Linked DNA regions of Homo sapiens: region 2 is linked to region 1. A link is an interaction called in ENCODE POLR2A ChIA-PET data of the cell type or tissue named here. Cell type or tissue: MCF 10A. All regions are shown on one strand. Each heading gives the region's core, and the rest is flanking DNA. Links, peaks and the distances in the headings are about the cores only. Region 1 has its middle 90 kb from the start of LINC02093. Region 2 holds the start of MIR548H3 (microRNA 548h-3).

What was found. Peaks named below come from ENCODE experiments on the same cell type or tissue, not always from the same donor. Only the 100,000 strongest peaks of a DNase experiment are listed, where the experiment ranks them.
Region 2: POLR2A ChIA-PET joins it to region 1 with 6 read pairs; 1 of 35 experiments calls an interaction of 5 or more read pairs at or near these places.

What each region holds. Positions count from the first base shown.
Region 1 is chr17:13,388,601-13,405,297 of GRCh38, reverse strand. No RefSeq gene overlaps it. Among named protein-coding and RNA genes, the nearest start is that of LINC02093, 90 kb to the right of the region's middle. In MCF 10A, for the core only: no CTCF peak of the experiment used is centred there; DNase peaks (open chromatin) are centred at 9,167, 9,777 and 10,827.
Region 2 is chr17:13,532,862-13,549,558 of GRCh38, reverse strand. The region is part of intron 1 of HS3ST3A1 (heparan sulfate-glucosamine 3-sulfotransferase 3A1); the gene reads left to right. MIR548H3 (microRNA 548h-3) reads left to right here and starts at 5,913; the gene lies at 5,913-6,030. In MCF 10A, for the core only: no CTCF peak of the experiment used is centred there; DNase peaks (open chromatin) are centred at 5,018 and 8,358.

The DNA.
Region 1 (16,697 bases), core at 7,434-15,433:
GGAGCAGAATTTAGCGATGTGCATCAAAAGAAAGGTTCCAGAAAGTTTTTCTTTAAAACAGCAGTTCTATCACTGGGAATTTTTTCTTAGGAAAATGTCAAAGATATTCACCAAGTTTTGTCTTTAAGATTGAGCATTGCAGCACTATTTATAACAGTGAAAGTTTATTTCACAAAAACATATCAATATGCTGGAATAATATGCAACCATCAAAAAATATGTAGTAAAATAATTAATAAATTCAAGATAGCTCATAATATGTTAACTTTTTAGAAAGCAAGTTGCAAAGCAGAATAAATATGTTTTTTAAAGAGAAATTGCTATTGCTATTACAAGACAACAAAAGATATTCATGAATCAGCTGCTCTCTTGACAACAGGAAAAAGGTGGTATCAAAAGTGTGATTGTTATATTGTTCAGGTTATTCTAGAGGATTTCCTTTTTCTACGAGTGACCACAACTGCTCCCTGAATGTGATTGCTAAGTCCCACCCTGCCTCCCAGCCCATTTTCTAACAACCAGAGGGATCTTGCTAAAAATGTAAATCAGATCATGTCACTTTCCCGCTTCCAATTAGACTTAGAATAAAATCCAGACTCCTTCACATGACCTAAAATGACCTTCCACTTCTGGCTCCTGCCTTCCTGTCATCCCACACCACATCTTGCCTGCTCACTGGATGCCAAGCACACCAGCTTCCATTATGTCCCTTCTCAGTGAGTTGGTTATTCCTAATGCTGAGAATGCCATCTCTGTGTTTGCATGACTGGCTCCCTTTAGTCCCTCAGGTCTTAGCTCAAATATCACCTATTCAGAGAGGTCTTCCCGCCCTCTCCCAGTTACTCTCTATCTCATTTCCCTATTTATTGCTTTCACAGCACAATCAATTATCTTATTTAGTCATTGCTTACTTGCTTACTGTCTCTCTAGAATTTTCATGGGCAAGCACCATGCCTGTCTTGCTCTCTGTTGGATCCCAGGTGTCTAATACAAGGCTAGGCATAAAGAAGCAACTCAATCACTATCTGTCGAGTGAATGGGTAACTCAGGCAAACAATGTGCTGTGCTCTTTGGAGCTCTGGAAAAAGGAAACAAAAACCCAGGAAATCACCTTGGAGTCCAGAATTTCAAGGTTACAGAGGCAGAGCTTCTGAATGAAAGCTGTCTATACAGATGTTCTTGCTGGCCTCCAACCCATTCTAGTGACATGTGCAACCTCCTTTGCTCATACTCTTCCAGTCTTTAATGGTTTCTCTGTTTCTTTTCTCCTTTTCTGAATTCTGCTCAGCTCAAAAAAATTGGCCCAAATTCCACCATAGGCTATTGTATGCATCGTACTTCTACATAAGTACATTTTTATTTCATTGGATTGTCCTCTAGTATGTATCAGTACAGATGAAAAAAAAAATGTTGTGTGAAAGGCATTAGATCTGAGGGGAGAAGCTGAGAAGCCTGGTTTGAGTCACACAGTTTTGCTGCTTTCTAAGTGAACTGGAGCAAACCATTTAATTCCTCTGGGATTTGTTCAGAAGCACATTGGTCACTGTGAGGTCTAAAAAAGAGGCCAGGAAAAAGCGCCTATCAAAGTGCTTCAGACATCACAGATACTCAGCAGGTGAATGCTCACTCACTCATTACTCATTCATTCTCAGCTAGAGAAAAACAACAGAATCCGCATAGATTTCAGTGTCAATTTCATCAATTTCAGTGTCTCTGCTCCCATGGAAAGGCACATTTGAGTGTCTGGGCAAAGAGGAACAGCTTCTAAGTCACAAGAACCATTTACTCTCTGGGGTACCAGAAGGAAGGTGGTCAAAAAAGGAGACTCTTCATGTTCACAGAGCAGCTTTCAGCCAGGAATCAAGGGTTCTGTAAGATAAAGTAACATTTACATTACGGAACTATGGGTATGAAAGGCTCGAAATGGCAACAAATGTAAACACAGGTTTTTTATACAGTTTGATAACTCACGCTGTTGATAGCTTGGTTTCTGTTGGTTCTTATTATATTTCATGAGGGTTTGAGGAAGTGAGGGAAGAGGGGTGCATTTTGGACTTTTTATTAGAATAGACATTGGTTCTTCACTTCTTCTCCTTTCAAATTCTTTTGGTCCTGGAATACAGGAAACAACTTTGTATAGTAGGAAGAGTTAAAAAAAAAAAAAAAAAAAATTCAGGGCCGGGCATGGTGGCTCATGCCTGTAATCCCAGCACTTTGAGAGGCCAAGGCGGGCGGATCACGAGGTCACGAGATCGAGACCAGTCTGACCAACATGGTGAAACCCCGTCTCTACTAAAAATACAAAAAATTAGCTGGGCGTGGTGGCACGCACCTGTAATCCCAGCTACTGGGGAGGCTGAGGCAGGAGAATCGCTTCAACCAGGGAAGCGGAGTTTGCAGTGAGCCAAGATCATGCCACTGCACTCCAGCCTGGTGACAGAGCGAGACTCCGTCTCAAAAAAAAAAAAAAAAAAAAAAAAAAAAAAAAATTCAGAGGCAAAGGATTTGTGTCCAAATCAGTTCACAGGCTATGTGCTGCAGGCAAATTTGTTGACTGTGCTATACTTCCCAACTATGTCTGCCATATTGAATGTGTATACTCATCTGACATCTCACTGAGAGATGTGAAACATTAAGAACAGGGTACTTTGAACTTGAGGCGACTCTTCCCTCATCTGGAATCTGGACCTCTGGAAAAAGGAAACAAAAGCCCAGGTAATTACCTTGGAGTCCAGAATTTCAAGCTCACAGAGGCAGGGTTTCTGAATGGAAGCTGTCTATACAGATATTCTTGCTGGCCTCCAACCCATTCTAGTGACATGTGCAACCTTCTTTGCTCATACTCTTCCAGTCTTTATGGTTTCTCTGTATCTTTTCTCCTTTTCTGAATTCTGCTCAGCTCAAAAAAATTGGCTCAAATTCCACCATAGACTATTATATGCATCATACTTCTACATAAATACATTTTTATTTCATTGGATTGTCCTCTAGTATGTATCAGTACAGATGGAAAAAAAAAAATGTTGTGTGAAAAGCATTAGATCTGAGGTGAGAAGCCCTAAAAGGGCTTCCTAAAGGACCAAGATCTGATAGCTAGGATTCAAGAGCAGAAGGTAAGTGTAGCCTTGAGTGACCCCATTAGAGAGCTGGTTATTACCTTGGTCTTCCCGAGTGAGAAGCGTGTGGTCAGAATTAAGTACAGAGAAAGACAGTAGAGGAATTTATATTTTTAACATGAACTTAATATTCTGCTGATGTGAACAATTTCCTCTTAGGAGTAGAAATATCACTGTGGGCCTCTATTCCTAAACATATTTCCATGGGGAAAATTTAGTTTTGGTTTTGAAGACTGTCACCAGACAGAGGCCCAGTTGACTGTGTATCATTATGCAGTTCACACTAAAACTAAAAGGTTCTCTTTGGAACCATTCTGGTACACAAAATATATCTCAGATGCGTAAAAGCCACCTTGATATTAACTTTCCCACCGTCTCCTATGTAGAGATACAAGTGCTATTAGACAAGCGACACCCATGACTTATAGCAGCTAACCTGTAGTGTGCTGCAAATGAGAAATAAGACAGACTTGAGTTGCTTGGTCTCCTCATCAAGACGAAAATGTGGGTGGAAGTGGGTGTGATTCTGATAGGATGATCTTTTTTTTATTTTTTATTTTATTTACTTATTTTTTTTTTTTTTTTGATACAGAGTCTTGCTCTGTCTCCCAGGCTGGAGTGCAGTGGCGCCATCTCGGCTCACTGCAAGCTCCGCCTCCCGGGTTCACGCCATTCTCCTGCCTCCGCCTCCTGAGTAGCTGGGACTACAGGCGACCGCCGCCACGCCTGGCTAATTGTTTTGTATTTTTAGTAGAGATGGGGTTTCACCGTGTTAGCCAGGATGGTCTCGATCTCCTGACCTCGTGATCCGCCCTCCTCAGCCTCCCAAAGTGCTGGGATTACAGGCGTGAGCCACCGCGCCCGGCCACTACTGTTTTCTTGTTACTTTTTGTGTCCTCTTGCAGCAGTTTAGTGAAAAGATACACATAAGGAAACTCTTCCATGGGAATAAGACAGCAACCTTGAAGGGTTTGAACATCACCTTGTTCTTACTGGGTCCACAGAGGCTACTCACAACCATATATACCCACTGAAGAAATAGAAGGTCACGCATGACTGCAGTACCTCCAGGCATCAAGCACAGACTACAGATATTTAGTAAATAAATGGAGTATTTCTCCCATGCGTCTCTATTTGGTAGAAGTCCATGAAGGAATGTCCGTGAATGAATGAATGAATGGGTAGATGGATGAATCCCCATTTTATAGACAAGAAAACAGAGGTTAAGCACTTAAGTAAACTTGGTAGTCATTTGTGTTGTGAATTTAGTTCCCATTGTGATTATTTGAGGTTCTTTACGTGTGTGTGTGTGTGTGTGTGTGTGTATCCCCAATTTGCATAATTAGCTTTATGGGAGAAAATTAATAAGGAGTCAAGGCCATCTAGCCATCTCCTTTTCCCTTAGTCTGCATGGCAGTCACTATCTTTTGCTTACTCAGTAGCCTCCTTTCCTGCTCACCCCCATCCTCACTTCCCCATGTGCTCTCATCATGTTCCTCTTTAGTTTTGTTTTGGATTTTTCCATCCCATGTGGGTAGAGAGTGAATCACGATTGATCTAAGCTACCTATAGCAATTCCCTCCTCTGTGCCAGTGATTAGGCTTGGCCATGGACATAAAGCCCAAGGGGAGATTTTTAAAGAAGCTCTGGTAAAGGTCTTTTCTTCTACCAAATAGAGAGGCATGGGAGAAATACCCCATTTATTTACTGAACATCTGTAGTCTGTGCTTGGTGCCTGGAGGTGCTGCAGCCATCTTGTTACCATGAGGGGCAACAGCTCCAAAAGGCTAAGATGGCAGAGTGAAAATGTAAAAGGCACATAGAGCACAGTCGTGTTGCTGAATTAAAATTCCCCAGACCAGCCACACGTGGTGGCTCACGCCTGTAATCACAGCACTTTGGGAGGCTGAGTTGGGCAGATCACCTGAGGTCAGGAATTTGAGACCAGCCTAGCCAACATTGCAAAATCCCGTCTCTACTAAAAATACAAAAATTAGCCAGATATGATGGTGGACGCCTGTAATCCCAGCTACTCGGGAGGCTGAGGCAGGAGAATTGCTTGAACCTGGGAGGCAGAGGTTGCAGTGAGCCAAGATCATGCCATTGCACTCCAGCCTGAATGACAAGAGCAAAACTCTGTCTCAAAAAATAAATAAATAAATAAATAAATAAATAAATAAATAATAATAAAATTCCCAAGACTGTCCTGTCCCCAAACTTCATGCTATGTGAGAGAAGACAGCCTTTACTGCTTACAATTCTTGTGTGTGGGTGTTGCTTATTCATAATGCAAAGCCTCTTGATACCTCTAACCTTATGCCTGAGGAAGAAAAAAAGGGATAAGCAGAAATTATTTCTTTGGATAGATAAAGTAAACCTGCAAAAATGCAGAGTGTAAGTTTCTAACATGAATGGGGTAGAAATACTGTTTTTCCAGCCACTCCTAACTCTGGCCTTTCTTTCTTGATTTTTGGCTGAGGAGAGACTGTAAAAGTGGTGGCTAAGGGCCTGAGGTCTGGCTTGAATCTGAATCTGGGTCTGCCACTTACTGGCAGTGTGTGTGCGTCTGTGGTCAGATTATTTAACCATGAGCCAAAGTTTCCTCATCTCTAAAATGGGGGTAATAATCACCCTGGAGTCATTTTGAGGATTAAATGAGACAATGCATGAGAAGCAATTAGCACAGGGTCTGGGGCACGGTAAGATGTCAATAAATGCAGCACCATTACCGTTTTCATCAGCTCTGAGTATTTTGACTTATCCAATCAGCAGCATATCTCTTATTCTCATGTTAGCTTCCATGACCTGGCATTCTCTTTCTGCTCATTCCCCTGGTCGGATATTTCTTACAACAGCCATTGTCCGTGGTTCAGTCTCTTTCTTGGGTGCTGTTTCAGCCCCAGGCTTACATGCTCCTGGATCCCACAGAGGTATCTCTCTCCCTATGTTGCCAGTGCTTGCATCCTCTTCAGTAGGACTTACATGTTTTTCCAATGTAAATGTGAATGACAACAGGTCTGGGTAAAGCAGAAAACATGTTACATAAGTAAGGAGGCCCCACTTAATGACCTGGAAAAATTATAGGGCATGGGAGGGCTGGCTCTTATGATAATAGACAGTGTAATGCTGCTGTCTGTGATTTTAAGTGGCAGGAATGCAGGGGGGATGGTAATACGGTGACAGCAAGGAAAAATATGAGATGGTAACCTACTAGGTAACCAACAGCACATGAGAACTTAGGACCTAGCACATAGATAGAAATGGGAAGGTGGTCAGGTTACATGGGAGAAAGAACAGAGTAAAGGATAAAAAGTAAATAAAGATCATAGAGTTCTTCGTCTCTGGAACATGTGAGTCTCAGGAGGCAGGATGTCCATGAATGGATAAATGGGTAGATGGATGAATCCCCCTTTTACAGATAAGAAAACTGAGGTTGAGCACCTAAGTAACCTTGCTAGTGAAAGGCCATACAAGTAGCATACACTGGAAGTACTGATTCCTAGTTCATACACATTCTATACTATATTGAAAGAAAAATGGTGTCTGTTTGATGTTCTTAAGCTCTTTTGGAAGAACCATTTGTTAGAAAAACCTGAGTATACAGACTTTGTCAGCAGTCTGCAGGTATTGAAATTCATCAAATAAAGGAGATAACTTCCACTCCAACCTCAAGACTTGCTTACTGTTTCTGCTGCTTATTTTGGTTTGGGGCCATTGTGCACCTGCCCAGGGAAGCATTTCAACCCCATCAACTACTGTACATCTGTAAATGTAGATTAACAAGCAGGTTTGACAAAGTGATACTCTATATGTTAATACACTCTCAGTGTATTCCAGAGCAGTGCATGACCTATCAAGCCGCCAGTGTTTACTAATATGATTGTCAGACAGGTTGACAGTGGAGTGACACTTCCCAATGCTTCAGTGGGAGTGATACCTTCTGACAAGATAACTTGGGACAAAATAATATGAAATTCATTTGACTGCTGAACAAAACACAATACTCAGAATTGAGCCTGAAATCCACACTACATGTTTCCTTACTTTTTTCCCACCATCAAACTGAAATGATCCCATATTCTCTCATAGTGTGTAAGTATGTTCATGAAAAGGAAATATGTTGTACAATATTTTTTGCCTCCGATCATTTCAAGTAAATGGAGCTGCAAAATGAAATGTTGGAAATGAAGATTATTATATTCATTATACCTTTGTGTGTGGCCCATTTCTTGGAAAATTATTCATATGTTATGCTTAATAAACCATAGTTTAAAGATCACCTTGGATGCAAATTTTTAAGCTGGTTCTGTTATTCATTATACTTCGCTTCTTGTTTTCTTGGCAGAATTTGTTACTATCCCACCCTTAGGAAAGTCAGTGGATGAACAAGTGCAATTCTGAAATTTGATGAATTTGACGGAGAAAAACAGATATGTATCAAAGTGAACTTTATTTCTATTCTCCCCATATAAGCAGAAAAGCTGATATTCAAACTGTGTCTTCCATTTATTGTTTGAGGGGGCAGTGAACACTGTGAGAGGCAGGTGTTTATTTATATCTTCCTGAAAGCAACTCTCCTAGCCAATCCCTTGGAGTCCCTTGGAGTTAGGTGGGACCTTGCAATTATCGAGTCCAACACTCTTGTTTTGCTGAAGAGTAACAGTGTGAGTAACTTTAGATGTAAACATCATGCTTCTTAAGCTGTTATATTGAGAGGAGGAAGCTCTGTCCATAGACATCCCATCTTCCATTTCCTGTCTATTACTGGATGGTGAAAAGTAAATGATCATGAGAGACTTCACAAAGAGGGGTTTTTGAAAGTGCTTCTTGGGATGGTAAGGATTTGATGGGTGAAGGAAGGCAGCCCTTACAAAGGTGCAATAGCTTCTGTAATGACCCGGGTGCAGAACCACATAAAGTATATTTGTAGAACAGCAACCAGGCCAATCTGTCCAAAGGAAAAGCTTTATAAAGAGGGTAGAAAGGCCGGGTGGGGTGGCTCACGCCTGTAATCCCAGCATCTTGGGAGGCCAAGGCAGGTGGATCACCTGAGGTCAGAAGTTTGAGACCAGCCTGGCCAACATGGTGAAACCCCATCTTTACTACAAATACAAAAATTAACTGGCGGTGGCTCACACCTGTAATCCCAGCACTTTGGGAGGCTGAGGCAGGCGGATCACGAGGTCAGCAGATCGAGACCATCCTGGCTAACGTGGTGAAACCCTGTCTCTACTAAAAAATACAAAAAATTAGCCGGGTGTGGTGGCAGGCGCCTGTAGTCCCAGCTACTCTGGAGGCCGAGGCAGAAGAATGGCATGAACCCAGGAGGCAAAGCTTGCAGTGAGCCGAGATCGCACCACTGCACTCCAGCCTGGGCGACAGGGCAAGACTCCGTCTCAAAAAAAAAAAAAATTAACTGGGCTTGGTGGCTCAGGTCTGTAATCCCAGCTAGTCTACTCGGGAGGCTGAGGCAGGAGAATCGCTGGAACCCAGGAGGCAGAGGCTGCAGTGAGCCAAGATCGCGCCACTGCACTCCAGCCTGAGCGACAGAGTAAGAGTCCGGCTCAAAAAAAAAAAAAAAAAAAAAGAGGGTAGAAGAAGATACAGGATCTAAAATTAAAGGTAAGCTGGAGGCAAGTTGTAGATGACCTTGAATAATTCTCCTCAACTCAATGAACCAGATTTATCACTGAGCAAAGGGAAGTCTTGAAAGTTTTTGAATATGGGAGAAATTCAGAAGTGCAGTACTCGGGGAGATTAACACAGTGGCGATGTGGAAAAATGGCTTAGTCAGAGCGACCCCTAGCCTTATTGTTCGTGTCCAAGATGGATATCACTCTTACTGGTCCAGCACTCCTTCCCCACTTCTGATGCCAGAAGTCCTCTTCCCAGTAGGGAGCACTTTCTCATGGCTAGGATGGATGATTGCAAACCAGAGTGCCACCATTGCAGGCCTGGGCCTGCTGCACTGGCCTGGGCAGAGTAAACCCCACCTCTGGCCATAAATTTTAGTCCAGGAATGAACATTTGTCTCAAGTTAGGATAATCAGTCTTCTCAGGTGGCTTTCTACCAGGACTATTAAGAAACTGTCTTGCAGGTAGAATTGCTAAACAACTAAATTATGATTCAGGGGCTGTGGTAGACATATTGCATCACACAGCAAAAAAGAGTTCTTGGTCTGTAAGCTTAATCTAATTAAGTGGTGAATTCTAAGCTAGAGTGCCAAAGGGAGGTGGCCCAGAACTGCGTTTAGCAGTTGAATTGCTCCATATGAGAAAGTGAGAATTATTTTGTTTGTTTTTGCTTTTCTTAACTAATGCCTGTTAAACCGAACCCTTTTTTAAAGGGCTGCCACACAACAACTTAGTCTGAGAGTAATTTGAGGGACTGAAAGACCAGGGTTGGTATCTGGTAACACACAAAGCATCATGAAAGGAGGATGGGAAAGGAAGGAGGAAGGCCTGGAGCAAAGAGAGAAGTCAGACAGGAGAGCGTGCAGCTGAATTGGAGACTGAAAAGAAACTGAATTTGAAACTGAAATGAAGCAGAAAAGGTCAGCCCAGCATGGAATAAGGTCAGCACAATGCAAGACGGGAAGCGCATTCATAGAGGACGCCAATTCACGGAGAAATAAGAATCCAAGCTCTTGGGAAATCCTCAGAAACCTTAGGGACTTTCCACAAGTCGTGAGAAAGGGGGTTCGGTCCAGTCTTTGCTAGATGTTAAGGGCACTTAAGTCCTGTGAATATCATTGAAACATGTTAAGCTTTAACGGAAAGAACACTAGCCTCAGGGTGAGAAAGCCTGGCTCCAGCATGAAACTTAGTTATATGTCTGTAGTCAAGTTGTCTGAACATTCTGACTCAATTTCCTTCTCTACAAAGGGATGGATTTGGGTTGGAGGAACCAAAATATCCCTTTTAGTTTTAAAACCCACTATCCATGATAAGCAAGCCATGGAATGCCTTAAGAAATGGAAAATAAGGAGGACTCTGTGGAGACATATATTTCACAGGAGGCCAGAAGGCAGTTCTGTGTCTTTCTTCCAATTAATTTGGAAAGATCTAGGAATTTCTGAAAGTTCAGGTTGTTCAATAGATGCAGGAACCTTCTAGGGCGGGTTAACAGCTCCAGGTTAATAGGGCCTGTTTAATTACACTTGCCATATGCCAGGCACAGAGAAATTAGGCCTCCATGTACCAGGTTCTCAATAAAATTTTAGGGATGGATAGTGTCCCTTTCCCAGGAAACTGAGGCACAGCGATTAAGCAACTTTCCCAGTTCACACCTGCTGAGGGCCAAAGCAGGGATAATCATGCTGGTGTCAGAGTCCGGAGCTGTTTCCTGGATGCTGCCTCACCTTGTCTCTCAATGGTGGACAGCTGTGTCTGCAGTGCCAGCTTTCCTCACACATGCTCACATTCTGTCTATTGTGTGAGCCTCAGGACATCCCTGTGTGGGCAGGACAAAGATGACTGTCCCTACTCTATGGTTGAAGAAACTGACCGATCTGCCCAGACCACATAGAGGAAGACCCAGGACCCAAATCCAGACAGGGCATCTGCCAGGGTCATAGACCCATGCAGTAAAACCTTCCAGATGTGCTTTGAGTAATCTGAGATTCTGATACTCTGATCTTCCCACACTGGAGGAGTCGCGAATGATCTATCTGTTCTGAGGTTGTGGAGCAAATATTACACCATGTACATAACAAAGACTCCTACTCACTCTTACTCATGTACTCGCCTCCCTTCCAGAGTGATCTTGCAACATGTAACTGAATAGAAACCAGCCAACCCTTCCCAATCTTCATTGTCTTCTGCCAGCATCACTCTCCTTTCCAAGCTGGGAGTGCAGGTGGCTTCCTGACCTTTGGGGACTGGATCAGCACCTTGGGAGTGGACATGGGGAGATGGCCTCAGGAGTGTGTTCTGGGGATTCAGACACTCAGGGGCTCAGCAGTACCCAAGCATCTACTCACAAGCTCACACTTAACACACACGGCCATTCTGGCCAATCCCCAGCATCTCCGTGTCTCCACAATGTCTGGTGGGAGTGGAAATACATGCCTCTTCACCAATTCTCAACCCAAGTTTTATACTGATGTTGAATCAGCTGTTATCATGAGACCAAAATACCAACCACGAAGTCTTAGCTCGAGGGCCACTTACTGATTTTGTCTTTCATAAGTGGCGTCTCATTCACAGCCACGCTAATTTTAGCCACGGTTATCAGCTCCAGTTTGGGTAAATTCAGCCTTGATGATGTCAGCGGTGGCTCCTTTGCCTTCATCAGGGTTTTCAGAAGGAATGGCTGTTGTTGAGGACCCACTTGAAAACTTACTGGGGCTAAGGACAAAATATGGAAAATATGCTTCTCTCCCAGTCTTTGTATTCATTTCTTTTCTTTCCTTTTTTTTTTTTTTTTTTGAGACGGAGTTTCGCTCTGTCGCCAGGCTGGAGTGCAATAGTGTGATCTCAGCTCACTGCAACCTCTGCCTCCCAGATTCAAGCAATTCTCCTGCCTCAGCCTCCTGAGTAGTTGAGATTACAGGCGCCCACCACCACGACCTAATTTTTGTATTTTTAGTAGAGACAGGGTTTCGCCATGTTGGTCAGGCTAGTCTCGAACTCCTGACCTTAGGTGATCTGCCCGCCTCGGGCTCCCAAAGTGCTGGGTTTACAGGCGTGAACCACCGCGCCCGGCCTGTATTCATCTCTTAAGAGGAAACCACCTTCCTCATCCCAGAGCCTGCCCAGGCATGCAGGCATTTCACATGTAGAGAGTTTTCATGTTCGCCTCAAATGAAAAAGTAAAATTTTTCCTAAATCAAAGAAAGACATCATGTTAATTCTTAAGAAACAAGACTAAAATCCAAACTTATGTTGATTATATTTTAGAGTTTAAGGAATTTGCTATAAATATGTCCAGGTAGCAAAAAAATCCAAACTCAAGGAAGTAAAAATCAGGCTAGTATCAGAATTCTTTTCTTCTGTTAGAACTCCAGAAAAGAGTGAGAAAAGACCACAGAGTTTTCGTGTTTCAATCCTTCGCAAAAACACAAGCAGAGTGGGGAGGAAAAGGTGATGGGTTAAGGAAATTGGAGAAGAGAGTTTTGATAGGTTGCTTTAAGGAAAATGAAGGATACACAAATATTAACAAAGTCATTTTGCACATGGGTAAGAGTGAGCAATTCTGAAACTACAAGTGCGCTACAGCCAAAGAAATAAATGAGCAATGTAGTTAAGGGGAATCAGCTTCTCGCTATCAGAGAAAGAAATTAGAAATAAGGAAGGAGGGAAGGCTAGAAGTTTCCTTTTGGTGCTGGATAAAAGTCAGAGCTTCCAGTATGAATTTATGCATATTTGATATATGGATAAGCAGATAGATACCGAAATATAGAAATGTTTGTACAGTAGACATGAGTTAACACACATACACATATTGCATACTGAGCGCTCCCTAAAAGTAACACCGCAGTGGCAATGAGCACATCCAGCACCTTGATCTTAGTTTTTAAATACTATTCTCCAATAAAAGGAAACAGGGCTCTCTAAAGAAATAGCTAATAAATTATAAGGTTAAGGCCAGGGCAGAGAAAATACAAGATGAGCCTGGGGGATCTTCTAGTGTCAGAAAGAAAAGCGTATTAAAAAAGCAGAAGAAGGAGAAGAAGAAAAAAGGATGAGGGCATGTCAAAAGGCTACAAGAGGTAACCCAAAAGAGCTCCCAATGGCCAAGCTCAACTGAGTTGAGCAACAGAATAAGTGATAATATTTAGTGTTGAATTATAACCCAAAGAATAAAACAAACATCCACAAATTCCTACTGGTATAAACAAATGATTTAATGAATGAATAACTGAAGGAGGGACAAATATTCCTTGCAGAAAAATTCCAATTACTAAGTGGAGAAGGAATAAGGGAATTAAAATATCACTATTAGAATACCAAAGTAATAACGGCTGCTGGCAAGATCCATCAATGAATGCTAAAATTAGTGGGTGAAACTTCAAGGATATTTTAAACAGGAAGTTTTCATAGGCTCAGAGTTCTCCCCATCGTATTTATTAATTCCTGTGTGGTTTTAACATACGTCTGCAAATTCCTTGGTACTCCTCCCTCCAGGAGGTAGGACTTAATTCCCCTCTCCTTGAATTTGAGCTACACTTAGCGACTGCTTCCAACAAGTAGTACATGGAGAGGAAAAATAATGATTTTGTAGTGAAGAAACTTGGCAGACACCACCTGAAGCAAATGATCAACATTAATATCAGTGGTGATAAGTCATGTTGATACTATGTATTTCCTGATACGATGTGATGAGCAGGTACATCCTCTGTAATATTTTCCCACAAAAATCTATAACCACAGTCTAATTATGAGAAAGCATGAAGCAAACTTAAATTGAGGAATATGTTTACAAAAGACCCTAACAGTACCGTTCAAAAGTGCTAGAGTCATGAAAAACAAGGAAAGATGAAGAAACTGTCACAGATTAGAGGAGAGCAAAAAGACATGATTAACAGTACAATATAGTGCCCTGGATTGGATCCAGAAAAGGAAAATGACATTAGTGAAAAAACTAGCAAAATCTGTGTAGCAACTGTGGTTCTATAAGATGTTAATATTAGGAGTTGTTTAAAGAGTGTAGGGGAACCCTCTGTAATTTCTTTGTATTCTACTGTTAATTTAAAATTATTTCAAAATAAAAAAATTTAATTGCAAGCACACAAATTAATTTTAAGAATTTCAGGTGTGTGATGAATGTAAGAATTCCACCCCAAAGTATCACTATATGTATATAAATGGGTGATAGGCCAGGCACGGTGGCTCACACCTGTAATCCCAGCACTTTGGGAGGCCAAGGTGGGCGGATCACCTGAGATTGGGAGTTCAAGACCTGCCTGACCAACATGGAGAAACCCCGTCTCTACTAAAAATACAAAAAAAAAAAAAAAAAAAAATTAGCCGGTCATGGTGGTGCATGCCTGTACTCCCAGCTACTCAGGAGGCTGAGACAGGAGAATCACTTGAACCAAGGAGGTGGAGGTTGCCGTGAGCAGAGATCTCGCCATTGCCCTCCAGCTTGGGAAAGAAGAGTGAAACTCCGTCTCAAAATAAATAAATAAATAAATAAATACAAATTCAAAAATTAGCTGGGCGTGGTGGCACGCGCCTGTAGTCCCAGCTACTCAGGAGGCTGAGGCAGGAGAATAGCTTGAATCCAGGAAGCGGAGGTTGCAGTGAGCCGAGATGGCACCACTGCACTCCAGCCTGGAGACAGAGGGAGACTTTGGGGGAAAAAAAAAAAAAGGTTATAGCGTATTACATAATTTTGAGTAAAAAGGATAACAAAGTGACAATATTGCCATTACACAACAAAAAACATGAAATGCAGAGAAAATGCATTAAAAAGGAAATAAATTGTTTCAGTTTGACAATAATTATCCATTGAAATAAAGATATAATTGGCATGTAATTTTATCCATCAAATTAAATGTCCTCACAATTTATAAAGTAAAAACTCTTGTTAAGTGTAGACGATGGCATTAACAGAAATATGAATGTTGATGGTTTTAACACACCACATTTGGTCAAGTAGACATAACATGCTTAATTGGATAATAAAAGAAATAAGGTTGATTTACTAGATATGTCAAGCTTTTTAACCAACAGGGAATAGATATTCTTTACAAAACCCCAGGGATGATTTTGAAAATTGGTTATAATCTACAATACAAAAAATTGTCAGTGATTTCTACAAGGAAAAGTATATACAGGCTACCTTATGTGGTTACAATACAATAAAACAAGAAATTAACAAAATTTAACAAAAGAGCCACAAAATTCCAAACAGGTTCAGATGTTAAACTGGCCATGCATTCCTAGAGCAAACCCACTTGATATTATCATCCTTTTTATATATTGCTGGATTTTATTTGCTGATCGTTTTTACGTTTATTAAGTCGTATGGGTCAATATAATGTCTACTTAGTTTTGGGATATGCATCACGCTGGACTCATCAAACTGGAAAGCATTTCTTCCTCCAATATTTTTTAGAGAGCTAATATAAGATTGGTATTATTTTTTCCTTAAATGTTTCATACAATTGGAGTTTTTTTGGGGAAAACTATTTGATTATGAATTAAATACCTTTAATAGAGTTAAGCTATTCTAATTTTCTGTTACTTCCTGAGTCAGTTTTGATACATTGCATTTTTAAAGGAATTTGTCCTTTTTATGTATGTTATCATATTTGTTAGTGAAAAGTTGTTCATAATATCCCTCTCGTCTCTTTTTTAATGTCTATAGGATGTGTATCAGCTCTATTATTTCTGAAATTGGTTATTTGTGTTGTGTCTTCTTTTTCTTGATTAGTCTTCCTAGGGACTATGTCAATTTTATTTAATCCTTTCAAAAAACCAAGTATTAACCTGTTGATTTTCTACATTATTTTTCATTTTACTGATTTCTGTCTTTATTATTTTATCTTTACTGGGCTTTGGGGGATTACAATATGCTTTCTTAACCTATCACAGTTTACTTATAATTAATATACCATTTCACATACTATGTAAGGAGAACCTTACCAGAGTGTAATTCCATTTCTTGCTTCTTTTGTGCCAGTGCCAAATACTTTACTTCTACATACCATAGTCAGTCACCTTTCATTTCCCTACATACTTACTATTGATGGTGCTTTTTTTGCCTTCCTGTATATGCAATTTAGCATCCGGTACCATTTCCCTTCAGTCCAAAGAGTATATTTTATTATATATTGTAGTTCAGGTCTTTTGTAACAAATTTCCTGTTTTTTATTTATCTGAAATATCTTTATTTCACTATTCTTTTTGACATACATGGTTTATGCACATAGAATTCTTTCTAAAAGCACTTTAAGGATGTCCCATTGCCTTCTGATCTTAATAAAACATGAAGTATTAAATATTTTTTTTTTGAAAGGGAGTCTTGCTCTGTCACCCAGGCTGGAGTGCAGTGGCATGATCTTGGCTCACTGCAACCTCTGCCTCCCGGGTTCAAGTGATTCTCCTGCCTCAGCCTCCCGAGTAGCTGGGATTACAGGTGCCCACCACCATGCCCGGCTAATTTTTGTATTTTTAGTAGAGACAGGGTTACACCATATTGGCCAGGCTGGTCTCGAACTCCTGACCTCAGGCAATCCACCCACCTAGGCCTCCCAAAGTGCTGGGATTACAGGTGTGAGCCACTGTGCCCAGCTGATTCTTGGTTTCTTTTAACTTGAGTTCATTGACATGTTTTCACACCCTTTGAATGTGAAGTTTTCTAGATTCCTCTGTTTTCAGTGTGCTCTTGGATGCAGAATATAGTTGCCTTCTGTTTTGTAATACAAGTTGATGGTCTTTGTCGTTTTATGTTTAACCAGTTTCTAATTTACATTTGCTCTCCACATGCCATCTTGCTTTATTTTTTTTAATATATGCTTGTACATTGTTTTTCTTTTACTATCTTTTGTTATATAGATTATGTATATTTATTTATTTTCTCTATGGAATTTTAAGATATAAACTCTATTTTTAATTTAATTACAGTTTAAT
Region 2 (16,697 bases), core at 1,022-9,021, 150 kb before region 1:
GAGGATTGTCGAACAGCGGTGGAACAAAGGAATGCGGCAAGAGGAAATTTTTACACAGAAGGAAGGAAGAGAGCTCAGAGGCTGAGCAGTGCAATGCAATAACAACTATGAGCCTTTGTGGGTAGATGACATTGTGTCCCGAATTTATTCCTTCCGGTGGGTTCTTGGTCTTGCTGACTTCAAGAATGAAGCTGTGGACTCTCACAGTGAGTGTTACAGTTCTTAAAGATGGTGTGTCCAGAGTTTGTTCCTTCGGATGTTCAGATGTGTCTGCAGTTTCTTCTTTCCAGTGGGTTGGTGGTCTTGCTGATTTCAGGAGTGAAGCCGCAGACCTTCGCAGTGAGGGTTACAGCTCTTAAAGCCAGCGTGTCCGGAGTTGTTTGTTCCTCCCAGTGGGTTCGTGATCTTGCTGACTTCAGGAATGAAGCTGCAGACCCTTGTGGTGAGTGTTATAGCTCATAAAGGTAGTGCGGACCCAAAGCGTGAGCAACAGCAAGATTTATTGTGAAAAGCAAAAGAACAAAGCTTCCACAGTGTGGCAAGGGACCGGAGCAGATCGCTGCTGCGGGCTCGGGTGGCCAGTTTTTAGTTCTTATTTGGCTCTGCCCATGTCCTGCTGATTGGTCCATTTTACAGAGCACTGATTGGTCCATTTTACAGAGTGCTGATTGGTGTGTTTTTACAGAGTGCTGATTGGTGCATTTACAAACCTTTAGGTAGACACAGAGCGCTGATTGGTGCATTTTTTACAGAGTGCTGATTGGTGTGTTTATAAACCTTTAGCTAGACACAAGAACGCTGATTGGTGCGTTTTTACAGAGTGATGATTGGTGCGTTTGAAAACCTTTAGCTAGACAGAGTGCTGATTGGTGTGTTTACAATCCTTTAGCTAGACAGAAAAGTTCTCCAAGTCCCCGCCCGACCCAGAAGCCCAGTCAGCTTCACCTCTCAACATGTGGAGTGGAGACTGCCAGTGAAGTCTAAGAATATGGTAGACTGGGGGATAGGATTAGAGACGGTTTGTTAATCTGAACACTATCTAAGATATTAAGACACATGGTGGATATAATGGACTAAACATGTTCCTGCAAAATTCATACATTGAAGCCCTTATCTTCCATGGGGTGGTATTGGTATAGATAGCACTTTCAGTAGATAATCAGGCTTAAGTGAGAGGATGAGAGTAGAGATGCTATGACGGGATTAGTGCCCTTATTAAAAGAAGAGACCAGGGGTTTCTCTGACTCCTCCATGTGAGAATGACACAGAATATGGCCATTTACAAAGCAGGGAGAGAGCCCTCACTAGATGCTGAATCTGCCTACACCTTGATCTTGGACCTCCCAGCCTCCAGAACTGGGAGAAATACATATTTGTTGTATAAACCATCTTGTCTGTGGTATTTTGTTATAGCTACCCAAAGTAACTGTAACAATTTAGAGAAGTAATACAGATACAAAGTCATCAGACAATGAAAATGGCTACTGGAAACCATGAGAGTGTGAAAGTGAGAATTTAGACTTGGTTAGTATATTTAAATAATCAGGACTACTGTGCTGTGTTTAATAACACCATACCTGACGCCAAACGTGTGGTTTTTTTTTTTTTTTTTTTGGCTCACACCAACCAATTCTCCAACTCTCCAGACACCAAGTAGGTGTTCAACAACTCAATTCAATTCTGACACTATCTACCTGGAGTTAGCATCCTATCCCTGGAGTTAAGGGCTCAGTCCCTCCCACAAGGCTGCCCCATATCAGATGCTAATCCCAAGTCCCAGGCCTCCTGTACTTCTGACTGACTGGCTAAATATCAAGGGTTCTCATAACCCCTTTCTTAGGTTCAATAATTTGCCAGAACAACTCACAGAACTCAAAAAAGACTGTACTTATTATAACCAGTTTATTGTCAAGAATACAACTCAAGAACAGCCAAATGGAAAAGATGCTTAGGGCAAGGTGTGGAGGAAGGGCATGGATCTTCCCATGTCCTCTCTGGGTGCACAGCCTCCCAGCACCTCCGTAAGCTTTCTGAACCCTGGTTGTTTAGGGGCTTTTATGGAAGTTCCATTACATAGACATGATGAACTAAATCACTGGCCATTGTTGATTAGTTCCAATTCCAGCCCTTTCTCCCCTCCATGGAGGTTGTAGGGTGAGGCTAAAAGTTCCAACTCCCTAATGGTGCGTTGGTCTTTCTGGCAACCCGTTCCCCTGAAGCTATCTAGGGGCCCCCCAACCATCAGTCATCACATTTACTTGCAAAAGGCACTTATTACTCCCAAAATTCCAAGGGCTTTAGGAGCTGTGTCAGGAACTGGGGACAAAGACCAAATTTTTTTTAATGATCACAGGACTTTAAAAGGAAAGACATAGTGTTAGATGCTATGGGGAGGGATGAAGTTGAAGACTTATTTTCTTCCCTTGAGGTGAATGGGAGTGATGGATGGGTCTCTGTGTAAGACATGTGGTCATAGAATTTAATAGCCAAAAGAAATTTGGTAATCATTAAATCTAATGTATATTCTGTGACGGGTTCCTAGGCAACTGCAAAACATGAAATTCCATGGTTAAATAAGTTTGCTAAAAGTTGCATACCATATGAAGTTTTATACTGCTTAGTAGCCCATCGGAAGGTCTGAAAAGTTTTAGAGTAAAGATTAAACACATTTTTCTCAGCTCTCCCTACACTTGTCTCCAGAATCCCTTTTATCATGACACAAGTATTTTCATTTATTCAACAAATATTTATTGAACAACTGCTGCTTGGCACTGTACTACGAAAAGTTGGTGTTCTAGAGGACACAGTTTGAGAAATGATGATCTTGTCCAACTTCAGCGATTTTCAGGTGAGCAAATTAAGTCTATGAATAATCACATTTTAGTCAAAGGAGGTAGTTAAAGAGAGAGGCTGAAAGAGGGGGTGCCATTTCCATAGGGAAATCAGTAGGAAAAATCTACTGCAAGATAACGGCAATTAAGAAGCGTAATATGGGCTGGGCGCAGTGGCTCACGCCTGTAATCCCAACACTTTGGGAGGCCGAGGCGGGTAGATCACGAGGTCCGGAGATCAAGACCATCTTGGCCAACATGGTGAAACCCTGTCTCTACTAAAAATACAAAAATTACCTGGGCGTAGTGGCACACGCACTTGTAATTTCAGCTTCTCGAGAGGCTGAGGCAGGAGAATCTCTTGAACCTGGGAGGCAGAGATTGCAGTGAGCCAAGATCACGCCGCTGCACTCCAGCCTAGCAACAGAGTGAGACTCCGTCAAAAAAAAGAAAGAAAGAAAAAGAAAAAAGAAACATGATAAGGAGTTGTAGAAATGGTTTCAGAGGCAGATTCATTTTTTCCTGGGAGTGGCATATAAAGATAAAGGACTAGATAAGATGAAAGTGCTTGCATCTTAGTGGTGAGGAGTTGGTCCACGTGGTAGACAGTCAATTTTATGAAGTCAGAGAGGGCGGACAGGTGGAAATTAGTCAGATAAATGCACATACGCACTCTCTCTCTCAAACGACCCCCAGAGCTGGCAAGAGGCTGGAGATCAGATTCACCTGGTACTTTTTTTTAAATTATTTTGAGAAGGAGACTCGCTCTGTCACCCAGGCTGGAGTGCAGTGACACAATCTCGGTTCACCGCAGCCTCTGCTTCCTGGGTTCAAGCGATTCTCCTGCCTCAGCCTCCTGAGTAGCTGGGACTCTATAGGTGCGCACCACCACACCCGGCTAATTTTTGTATTGTTATTAGAGAAAGTTTCACCATGTTAGCTAGGCTGGTTTCGAACTCCTGACCTCAAGTGATCCATGCGCCTCGGCCCCCGAAAATGCTGAGATTACCACCTGATGCTTTTTAGCATTTTGCTGGATGTACTGAGTGATGCAGACATGAGCAACGGAGGTTTCTCCCGGGACTCCGTGGAGGAGGTGATGCAGCCGCAGCTCCAGGATCAGCAAACACTGGTGTCCTAAGCATAGTGGGGTTATTTCAGATGTCACAAAACCAAAATCTCTGTGGCCCAGTGGAGTGTAACAAAAGATACACAAACCTCTTCCATGCAGAGAGATACATAGCTCTCCGGTATAGCTAGGGAGAAAGAAGGAAAGATTTCTCAGATGGTGAAGGCAGGCCAATCGAAGAGAAAAGGCCAGAAATAAAACTCCACCACGATGAGAAGCAACCTCTGTGAGGAGTTACTGGGGGAAGAGTCCCCTGTGGAATGAGCACTGATGTCTCCATTCATTGTGCAGGTCCCTCTCACACTGCTTTCATTACTTGAACACTATCTGGTGTCATTAAGATATCAATTTTATTTAGGTATATCTGCATTGGCAGTTTAATTATGTCTGGGTAAGGCCCGATATTTATTCATGGGTGATCTTGGTAGTTGTCAGACACCAGCCTGAAGATAAAGGCGTCCATGCCTGAGGAATGCTAATGCTCCCCAGCCTGTCATTTGACAAGCGCACATGCCAGTTACTACCAAACTGATTATTTCAATCATTAACAACACATGCATCAGCCTCCTTCACCCGAGATTGCCACGTGCATTCATCTTTTCATAAACAGTTATCTGACAAGGGTGCTGAGAATTGATGTTCTGGGGGGAATTGCCCAACTTGCCTTAGCTACGGATGCAGCAAGCTGAACGCCCCGCTTAGCATCGTCATTTCATTAATCAGATTAGCACAACGCCCAATTGAGTGAGCACCATGTTCCTAAACAATCTCCAATCAGGGTTCCTTTCTGTTGTCCATGCTGGTGGCTGCACTTTTTTTTTTTTCCTGGAGGGTTCAGCTTTGCAGATCCTCTTAGAAAACTTGGATCTTTGCTTATCCCACCACCCATCCCATTTATAATAATTACTCTTGTTCCAAGGAGCAGGGTGCGGGGAGAGGCTCTGGGTTTGTGGAGGCGCCATCTGCTCCTTATTGCTCACCTGAGTCAGAGCCTCCTGACATCACTTCTCTGCAGCAATGAGAGCCAGATATCCACACAAAGAGGCTGGGGCTGTGCCAGACGGCGCAGGGCCTGAAAAGTGATGAATGAAAGAAATGTGAAACAGTAAAACTGCTCCCAGGCAGCGAGCCCTTCCTTCAAAGGGTGACTCACAGAAAAGGCAGTTTTGCCTTAGTTAGGAAGGTCGTCCCAGACCCCTACAGCTGAAGGACTAGCATTTGTTTCTCTACACTCACAGCTTGTGCAGATCGCATCTCACCCATCAGGGAAAAGAGAACACTCTGTTCAGTTTCACTAAGGCTTTTTGTTGCTCTTCTTCTTATGATGTAAGGCAAACTTCCAGGGTTTGGGTTTTTAATGGTTTTATATGATTACCTTTTCATGAGAAGCACAGTTATATTTATATTTTTAAAGCAAACCCAAAGTAAGAAAAAATGTATATATTTTCATCATATGAATGGAAAGCATTATATATTTTTTCTTTTCTTGGAATATTTTCATTTGATGACACCAATGGCATGATGATGATGATAATGTTTTCTATTTATTTGATGCTTTACTAATATATTCTTTTCAATTTTCACAAAAACTGTACTTTCTTTTTAAAAAGATTTTTGGAAACTGAGATGAAGAGACTTTGGGCAACTTGCCCAAGATAATGAGCTACTTAGTGGTAACCCTTGATGAGAGGGTTTTAAAATCCTACTTTTACCACTTAAAAGTCATCATAGAGTCCTGGTAGTCCAACATTCTTTGTGATGCTTCGGAATCCAGATCGATGGTTATTTATGAGATGGGATCTTACCCACTTTTGTTATGTAGCTCATTCTCATTCTTCTTTTGAAAAGCTTTAACAGTTAAAAATTCCTTTTTTATCATTGAGACAAATTCCTTATTTTTTAAAACATTTCCAACCAGTTCTAGATTTCCTTCTAGATTCACAGAGAACAAATCTGATTCTGCATGTATTAGGTTGGTGCAAAAGTAATCGCGGTTTTTGTCATTGAAAGTAATAGCAAAAACTGCAATTACTTTTGCACCAACCTAAAAGTAGTCACTGTCTTCAGATATTTAAAAACAGCCATAATGTCTTCTGGAAACTTCTCTTCTTCAGACTGATTCCAAATGTTGAAGTTGTGGCACTGTATTAGTCTGCTTGGGCTATGTCAGAGAAAAAAAAATATTTTTTCTCTACTTCCACACATCTCTCGATATAACACTTCTGACACTACATTCTCCAGCACACATCATCTGGGTGTCTTATTCAATTCAGTTCCGACACCATCAACCTGTAGACAGCATCAGATATCATAGGTTAAGGGCTCAGTCTCACAAGACTGCCCCCCACTTTAAATGCTTGTTGCGATTAGTATACCTCTGATTGATTATCTGGCTATAAATTGGGGTTTTCCATGAACGCTTCATTAGATTTGTTTAATTTGCTAGAGTGGCTCACAGAACTCGGGGAAACACTTATGTTGACCCACTTATTACAAAGGATATTACAAAGGATACAGAGGAGCAGCCAGATAGAAGAGATGCATAGGGCGAGGTATGTAGGAAGGGGTTTGGAGCTCCCAGATCCCTGGTTGCACCAACCTCCAGGAACTGCTGTGTGTGCAGCTCTCTGGAAGCTGTCAGAACCCAGTCTTGGGTTCTTGTAGAGGTCTCATCACATAGGCATGATTGATTAAACCACTGGCCATTGGTGATGAACTCAATCTTCAGCTCCTCTTTCCACCCCAGAGGTGTGTGTGTGGTGGTAGTGGGGGAGCTGAAAGTTTCAACCCTCTAATTACAACATTCCCCTGGCAACCATCCCCCATCCTGAGGCTATCCAGGAGCCCCCAGCCACCAGTCATCTCATTAACATTCACAAAGAAATTTATTGCTTTAGATTCCAAGGGTTTTGGGAATGATGAGCCAGGAAACAGGAAGACCAAATATCAAAATATGGTAGCCTGTGATATTTCGAAATATCACAGGCTACCATAACAAAGTGCCACAGGCTGGGGGACCTAAACAACAGTTTATTGTCTCACAATTCTGGAGGCTGGAAGTCTGAGATTGAGGATGGGTAGGGTTGTTCTCTCCCGCGACCTCTCTCCTTGGCTTGCACATGGCCACCTTCTCTCTGTGTCTTCACACAACCTTTCCTCTGTGCAGACATACTCCTGGTATCTCTTCCTCTTCCTTTAAGAACACCAATTCTGTTGGATCAGGGATCTACTCTTCCAACCTCACTTAACCATTTTTTTTTTTTTTTTTTGGAAACAGAGTCTCGCTCTGTTGCCCAGGCTGGAGGGCAGTGGCGCAATCTCTGCTCACTGCAACCTCCACCTCTCCCGAGTTCAAGTGATTCTCATGCCTCAGCCTCCCAAGTAGCTGGGACTGCAGGTGCACGCCACCATGCCCAGCTATTTTTGTATTTTTTATAGGGATGCAGTTTTGCCATGCTGGCCAGACTGGTCTCAGACTCCTAACCTCAAGTGATCCACCTGCCTTGGCCTCCTAAACTGCTGGGATTACAGGCATGAACCACTGTGCCCGACCCCTCATTTAACTTTAATAACCTCCTTTAATGCCCTTTAATCTTCAAATACAGTCACATTGAGAGTTGAGGCTTCAACTTACCAATTTTGAGGGGATATAATTCCGTCCATTCCAGGTATCAATGAAGTCAAGGCATCCATTCCTTCAACATGCTTTACTACATGTACAGAAACCACAGCAAGTCAAGATTGTTCACAGTTGAAAGAGGTTTCTGGAGGTGTGTGAACCATCTGAACTTCATCCTCTTTCTTCAAGTAGCCTTCAAGATTTGTGCCCACTGAACGAATGCTATGGAAACTGCCAACAGATGACCATCTGGTCACGATGTTCAAAGGCTCAACCTAAACAACATTGAAAATTACCAAAACTAAGGCAAAGGGTATGATTCTACTAAAGAAAGAGACTCCTTAAGGAGCAAGAGTCTCTAGGAACTGACTCTTCAGCAGTACTGAATGTAAAATTGGAATAACCACCCTCTCAAATCTCAGAGAAACTGGACTTAGGGCTCTTTTTTTATTAGAATGTGTTTGGGAAGGTGGACAGGGTGATTGTATCAACTGGCCCTTCCATTCCCAATGTGTGTACCAAGAGCGAGTGAGACAGTGATGAATTACCCAGGATGAGGTTAGAATAATTTAATAAAAAGAGGTGGAAATGGGGTCTTTAATTCCTAACCTTTTGAGCTGTGGCTAAAATCCATTAATAGAACATGGATTAAGAGTCCAAAGTAAGATTACTCAGCATCACCCGCCAGTGAATCACTCTGGCACTTGGGTCAGAATTAATATCTGAGAATTCTTTGAAACTTTATGGCTGGAATTTTTCTTTCCCCCTGGCTTGGCTTCTTTTGTAGTCTTAGCCTCTTTAGCAGAGGAGATAGGAAATCTTTGGCATCCATTCAAAAACTCATTCAAACCACAGAGTAGAACTTTAAAGGAGGCCTTTGGGGATATGTGGGGTCAGTTGGAATAGTTTATATCATAGCTTTCAGTTTAAAACAATTTTTTACAGCATCAGTAGGGAGAATTATATCACAATACATAAATAGATTTAGCAGGATTTACAAATCCACATGTGTTCCCTTAAGCAGTAGTTTTCAAATATTTGATGACCTTAGAACTCCTAGTTCAAATGAAATTTTACACTGAAGTGAAAATGAACACTGATAAAAGGGGAGTTTCTCTGCTTAAATAAGGATGTGAGGTCCCAGAGATCCCTTCTGCCTTTCCCTTTTGCTCTTTTGGGTAGCCCCTAAGGGGAATGAATGCCAAGATCTTCCAGGAAGATAGATTGAATGCTTTTTCTCTAGGAGACTCTTGTTCTACAGTGAAGTTCGCTCAATGAACCACAGAAATGTGTGAGCAAAGGCTGATCATTAAGTGGTAAGTCACACCTCTCCTTAAGTTTTGAAAAAATATTTTGAAAGTGATATCTGGTCTTCCAACGTAAATGCAGAGATGAAAGAAACAGACTTTTCTTTCTCCACAGCAGGAGCACTTAAAAGTCTTTGACTATTTAAACTACTGGAAAAAGGTACATTTTATCAATTGAGCATGCATTTTTAGTCCATCAAATCATACAATGTTGAAGATGGAAGGAACCCTAGAAATTGATATCAAATGAGGCAATTACACAAAATGCTTTGGAACCTGTGAAACATTTTGCAAGAGTAAAATTTGATGATGATATTTAACCCTTTCCACTAACTAGAGCTTTAATGCACCTTTAATGTTTAACCCTGAACCCTTTGGCAAGAACTCAGAAAGGGAAAAACCACCCTGCCCAGTGTCAAGCTGCTGGTCAGTGACACAGATAACACTAGAACATTATAGATTGTTGCTTGAAGACATTGTGATCTGTCACAAAAGCCTAGGAATCAGAGGTCAATCAGAAATTAGAAAGAAATCGTTTACTTTCTCACTCACAAAAATATGTTTTATTTATACCTAAGGTGGATCCCAAGGGACTACTTTCTGTTGGAACACAAAAGAGAAGTCTATCAGTCTTGATCTGCAAATCTAAACCATGTTTTAGAGAGGGGATTTAGGCTTATTTACTAACTAAGCCCAAACTGGGGTGCCCAGGAGCACCCTCTCTTTGTAGCTCTAGTGACACATTTTGAGCAAATGGGTGGAATCTCATCTTACATGGTTGGTGGTGAGCTTCTAAAATGAGTAAAGAAGTTAAAGATCATACAAAATCAGAATTTTTTTCTGAGGACCCTTCAGACTCTTAGAAGCTCAACGACAAATCATGTGTTAATACTATTGTCTATGGAAATTTCACTGACATGTTCCTTTTCCTGTGACATTGGAAGCTAACGTCTCTTTCGAATTGAGGAAGGCAGCATAAATAAGGTGTTTTGTCTTCTTTGTGCTTGATTGCTTGAATATGAATCATGTGCTCTGATTCCTAAACAAGTTGCCTGTTTGACTTACAAATTGACTCATGGTGCTAGAACTGGTCTGAAGCTCAAGTCAATTTGAAATGAGAATCCAATAACAAACACGCAGTGATGTTTAAAGAAAAAGATGTTCTTTGCCAATGTCTCTAACCTGTGAAGTGAAATTATGGAGAGTGACCACTAACTCCCTGAGCTGACCATTAGTACCCTCATCCACGCTAGGGTTGAGAAAAACATTGGGAGCTAGTACGGTTGACTGTCTCCATAGATATGCCAACTATTTCTCCCACCCATATTTGTGCATTCCATTTACCCCATCCAGATACGGAATCATGGAATCTAATTATGTTCACTCCACTTGGATTTGAGCTGGCCTTGGGATTTGCATCAGCTACTAGAATGTGGCAGCAGCAATGTTGTGCCAACTCCAGGCTTAGCCACTTAGAGCCCTGACAGCTTCTGCTGTGGCTCACCTTGGAGCCCTGAGCCACCAAATAAGGAATTCAACAACCCTGCTGAGGAGAGGCCCAGACAGCTCCCAGATCTTCAGCCACCACAGCTGAGGACCCAGATATGTGAGTGAAGCCACCTCGATATCATTCTAGCCCCAGCTGACCTCTCCGTCAACTAAAGCTAAATGAGTGACTGTAGCTGATATCACATGGAGCAGATGAATCACTTAGCTGAGCCCTTTCTAAATTTCAGAATTATGAGCAAATAAATGTTTTGTATTGTTGCAAGCATTAAGTTTAAGGATGCTTTGTTAAACAGCAGTACATGACAGTTAGTTGGCCAAGAGATTTCTGATAGATTTTGTTTTATAGACTCTTCCATGATCCTCTTCCTTCTCCAGATAGGCTCTCCTGCTTTCGTGTCCCCTGATTTTACCCCAAATCTTGATTGAAAAGAAAAGCAAAACCAAAACACCTGGGACTTCCTCATTGGTAGATGCTGCACAGTCTTCCTTTCCTTCCAAGCAGATGATGTGGTTGGGGGATCTTGCCTGAGTCTCTTAATGTTCTCACCTTTCAGGAGTGGTCAGAAATGTGGGTCAGAGTATTATGCTGGCATTCGGTTTTCATTTCCCATTACAGAAGAAGACATGGACAGGTGGCCCACAATTACTTTCTAAAGAATTCAATACCCCAGGGAGAAGGGGTTAGTGATAAGCATCAGAAGTGAAAAATTAGACAATTGTTGGGTAACCGGGGTAAGCGGAATGAATTTCTAAGAATTTCTAAGTGCTACTATGAAAATAGCAACAGACAACCTTGATGACTTGCAAAATGGTCAGATCACTTCTGTGGCTAATCGGGATGGCTTGGAGTCAGTCAGTAATTGAGCCATTTCAGTCAATTCTGAAATAAATTTGTCTGCAAAAAAAGTAGAATAACCATCTGTAAACACAAAGGGTTTATCCCAGTATCCAATATCATGGTGAATTTCATTCTGCAAAATGCAGTTGCTGGATGTTTAACCATTAAGTAGTAAGACACATTATTTCTGTTGTATTAAAAAACACTATAGAGATGATGTGTCATTTAAAATACACAAATGTAGCCCTGACAGACCAAATAGATGTTTCTTAATACAAGCATCTTTTGAAACCCTGGCACAGTAAAGCAATCGCTAAAGAATGTTTATTGTATTAGTTGAACAAGTCCGTTAAATCCAATAATGTTGTCACCTAAGAAAACACCAAAGCTGAGTTTTTAACCTTACAGAAATATTGATGGCATAAAGTGGAGGCTGATGAAATAAAGATTTCTTATTACTTTTACTACCTTGGAATAACCTTCTACCTGTGAACTGTAGGAAAATGCTTTGCCAGTGCCACCACCTGCCCTCCAGGGTAGCCCTACCCTCAGTTGACAAGTGTTCGTAGAAATTTTATAGGAGTTTTCAGTGAGGCATCAGTTGTCTTTAATACTTGAAAGAAAATTGAATGGAAGGATCCAATTACTCATGTGAAAAATGAATCTTCTACCCAAGGTTTGGCCACTGCTGGTATGCTTGTTTTAAAACTGAATTATAGGCGCAATACATTTGCCAGAGACACAGGCATTAATTTCTCTCAAACCATTCAAGATTGGGAGGACAGAATAGAAGGGAGCAGAGAGAAAATAAGATGATAAGAGCTTCACGTTGATTTATTCACCTTTGTGCAAAGTAATGGGGACAAGAGGGAGGCGGCCCCCGGAGCCTGGAAGAGAGATGGAGGAGCTGAGAAAGGAAGGATTGCAGGGCAGCCTGCCAAATAGAAAGTCAGATTGTTGTTCTTAGATGATATAAGATTGCTTTATTTCTCTAGTTGCTTTATAAAAATACATATGCATAAAATATGCCACACGATGCAGCTGGAGTGAATGAAGTCCACTCTATTTATCCAAGAAAAGATTGTATTCCTAACCTGCCTGTCTGTTAGCTCATTCTCTTAATAAAGATAAACTGATCCTCTACCTAGCAGAGCTCAGGCTATGATTCCAATGTGTTTGATGCTAGGAGTGCATGAGTGATTGGCTCACGACGTGCCCTAGGCAGATGGATGGATGGATGGATGCTCTGAAGCACAAAGTTGACACCATACAGAAGTCTGCGTATGTGAGCTATCATAGTTGCAGAGGAGGTACTGTCCTTCGCAGACCTTACGTCAGGTCACTTAGCATAGGTGGGAGAAGTATTGGACAAGGAGTCTGTGCAATCCTCCTCAGCTACTAACTAGCTCCATGCAGGACTAGGCTCATAATTTTCAGGGCCCAGGGCAGTAAGAAAATGTAGGGATCCTTGTTAAAAAGAAAAATGAGAATTTTAAGACTGCAGTGTCAGTGCATTAAACCAAAGGCAGAACCCTTCTAAGTATGGTGATCTTTTGAGTGCAGGACTCTGTGGGACTGCATGGGTTACATGCCCAGAGAGCCTAACCTGGCTCCATGATTTTGTGACAAGAAGCTTCTCATTTGGGACTGTCAGTTTCCATGTGTTAAGAGAAGCCAACTGGAAGTGATCAGCAGCTTTCACCCTAGGGGTGTTAAACGTGGGCGTGGTCAGTTAGCAACATTAATGGTGAGGTTGGATCTTCTCTGTATTATGGAATTTGAATCTTAATTCCAAGAAAACTTTCCCCTTCCTGTTTTTGGAACCATGTGACAGTGCAGAGGGGAATACCCACTCTCTTGGGTACCCAGGAGATGGGGAGCAGAAAGCTTGTGTCCATTGTCTTATAGAGCAAAAGAAAACTTATATTAACAAAGAGTATATTTTCTCACGTCTATAAAAGAAAATCAAGTCCATTCCATAAATTAGCCCTTGACTTTCTTCTAAAACAACTTAATTTTTTTTTTTGTCTCCAAACAGAAATTTTAAAAAATAGCATAAGCTCATTTATCTTGGAACTGACATTGCAGGCAAAGTTGTCAGGTTTATCTCTTTGAAAAGAGACCTTGAAACCAAAATGCCTTCTTTCAAGCTTGGGCTCTGAAGTTGAACTTCTGGGAGATGACAAATGAGAATGGGATGAAGTATAACTTTTCTTATTTTAACCATAAAAGTATCGCTAAACCCAAGCATATTACTTGACTTATAAGTTCTGAGAAATAGAACTCTGTCCAGCAGTTGCAAGATTAGTAACTGTGGTTCTCTAGGTCATTTTGGGAAGGTTCTGGAGTCACCAGAACCTTGCTGATATTTCAGTTTCTCATCTTAATGAAAGAATCTAGTATAATTCTGTGAATTTGCTAGTTTTCCCTGTTCACACCCCAGAGGGTAGCCAATGGGTCAGTAAAACCTTAGAAACCATTCATCAGCATTGGAAAAGCCATTTGATACCAACTTGCCATTTTGCAATGAACAGGTGTGTTTCTGACTTATACATATTTTTACTTTTTTAAGAAAGATTTTTTTTAAGAGGGAGAAGCTGATTTGGAAGAACAGACATCCCAATATATTTGGCCTATTTTCATGGGTTTTTAATTTCTTTTTTTTTATACATCCATTTAACAAATGCAGTTGATCCTCACTATTCACAGATTTGTGTCTGCAAATTTGCCTACTTGCTAAATTTATTTGTAACTCCAGAATCAAGACTTGTAGCACTTTCACAGTCATTTGTGGGCATGCCCAGAGCTGCCAAAAATTTGAGTTGCTTGAGGTTTGCAGCTGAGGTTGAATGAAACAACACTCTCCCTTCTTGTTTTAGCTCTCATACTGTAACCTGGCTTTCTTGCATGTATTTGGAGACTTGGTTTTTGCACTTTCATGCTTTTTGTTGATTTCACTGTTTAAAACGGCCCCTAAGTGTAGTGCCAAATTGCCATCTAGTGTTCCTAAGCACAAGAAGGCTGTGATGTGCCTTGCAGGGAAAATACATATGTTAACAAACTCCCTTCAGGCACAAGGTATAGCACTATTGGCCATGAGTTTAGTGTTAATGCATCAACTATATATTAAATAATGTGTCTTTAAACAGAAACACATAAAACAAGATTATGATTTGAGCATTTGACAAAATGTGACCAGAAACTCATAGGAACCTAGCCCTATGTTTCCTCTAGGAGCATTGGTTCAGTATTCACTAATTAATGTTTCATTTTATTTATTTATTTATTTATTTATTTTTGAGATGGAGTTTTGCTCTTGTTGCCCAAGCTGTTGTGCAATGGCACAATCTCGGCTCACCACAACCTCTGCCTCCCAGGTTCAAGTGATTCTCCTGCCTCAGCCTCCCTAGTAGCTGGGATTACAGGCATGCGCCACCACACCTGGCTAATTTTTGTATTTTTAGTAGAGACGTGGTTTCTCCATGTTAGTCAGGCTGGTCACGAACTCCCAACCTCAGGTGATCTGCCTGCCTTGGCCTCACAAAATGCTGGGATTACAGGTGTGAGCCACTGCACCCTGCCATTATTTATTTTTTTGAGACAGGGTGTCACTCTGTTGCCCAGGCTGGATGGCAGTGGCAGCATCATGGCTCACTGCAGCCTTGATCTCCCTGGGCTGCAGCAATCCTACCACCTCATTCTCCCAGGATGCTGGAACTACAGGTGCATGCCACCATGCCCGGCTAACTTTTTTTTTTTTTTTTTTTTTTTTTTTTTTGGATTTTGTAGAGATGAAGTTTCACCATGTTACCCAGGCTGGTCTCAAACTCCTGGGCTCAAGCAATCCACCTCCCTCCACCTCCCAAAGTGCTGGGATTACTGGTGTAAGCCACCACACCTGGACTGCAGCAACTTTATAGAACATAATTACTTAGAATAACAAGAACTGACTGTATGTGTTGAGAGTCTGCTCTGTTCAAATGCCCTGAAGGAGGCAAAGTACAATAAAAGGTATCCTATCTTCAAGGAGTGTGTTTAATGGCAATCTTTTCCGTTTTTGAGTACTTGTTCCAAGCATCTTAAATATGTATCTGCTTTAATTTTCTCAGTAACACTGTAAGTTAGACATTAACGCCATTTATAGAAACAAAGACTTGAGTTATCTCAGCTACTACTAAGTAGAGCAAGCAGGATTTGGACTGTCCACATCATGCATTCATCCTATCACATTCTTCTACCTACCTAGTCAAGGGGAAGAAAACTTGCAGGTTATGGTTTCATAACAAGACTCTAATGCCTGTGATTGCTTCGGGATCTATGGAATTGAGACAAACGAAAGTACCCAAATTGATATTTCTGGCTAGTTTTCTTAAAAATACTAAATTCATCCTAATTTCTTTCTCTCTCTTTCTCTGAGACATCTGTGAAAATGCTCTCAGAGAAGCTCTTCAGGGATTTACAGTCCTTCCTATGTTAAGTTCTTTCTCTTCTGATTTGTTACATTAAATAAGGCAGGAATTTTAAACAAGCAAGAAAAGAACTTTATACTCTAGACTATGATCTTTGACGACAATAAATGTCACTGAAGATTTTGTTTGGTTCTGTTTCTTTTTGGGTTATTGCTCTCCTATTTGATCAAATTATAGACCCTATCTAAAGCTTTAGGAAGTTGTTTCCATGAAAGTAACATCTTTCTATCGTGATGCAATCAGATTTCTCCTGCTTTTTGTTATTTTGATTTAAATTCTTTGCAATGAATGGAACCAATCTCAAATGACAGATACAGAGTTGCCTTAAAAATTAGTAACTTCAGTTTATAAGTATTCTTTGTATATTTTCATTATTATTTTTCTTACCTCCCCTTTAAAGGTCTGGGAACTCATTGAAAACAGAGTCTCTGTTCCAGACCTTTCTCCTTCCAAACAAGACTTAGGACGATGACATTTCCTTTTTCTGTTTCTTCAAGGTTGCTGTGAGGATAAAGTGAGATAACCTACAAAGTCACCTTAAGCAGTGTGTGGATTGTAGCAGATATGTATTAAATATTCGTTTCTTTCCTATTTCCCTTATTAAGCAGTTTAATTACTATTCAGCAGTGCATGCCATTTACAAGGTTGGTAAGCAAATGTGAAAGCCTAACTTGACTATATATATTAACCTTATACATGTAGATATTTTACACTTTACACAGTTCCCCCCTCCTCCACAATCTTGACATATTCTATTCAATTTAATTCTTACAGCAACACTATAAAAAGGATGGAGCAGGTGCTGTTGTCCTTTTTTGATAAGATGATGGAACTGAGGTCTAGAGTGGATGAGATTATTCAGGGTGAGATCCAGATGTCACTGAAAACAGCCTATTATATTTCCTCCATTTTTATCATAAGTCAAAGCATGTGTGTGTGTGTGTGTGTGTATATAAACATATACACACACACACACACGTATATGTATTTGTGTG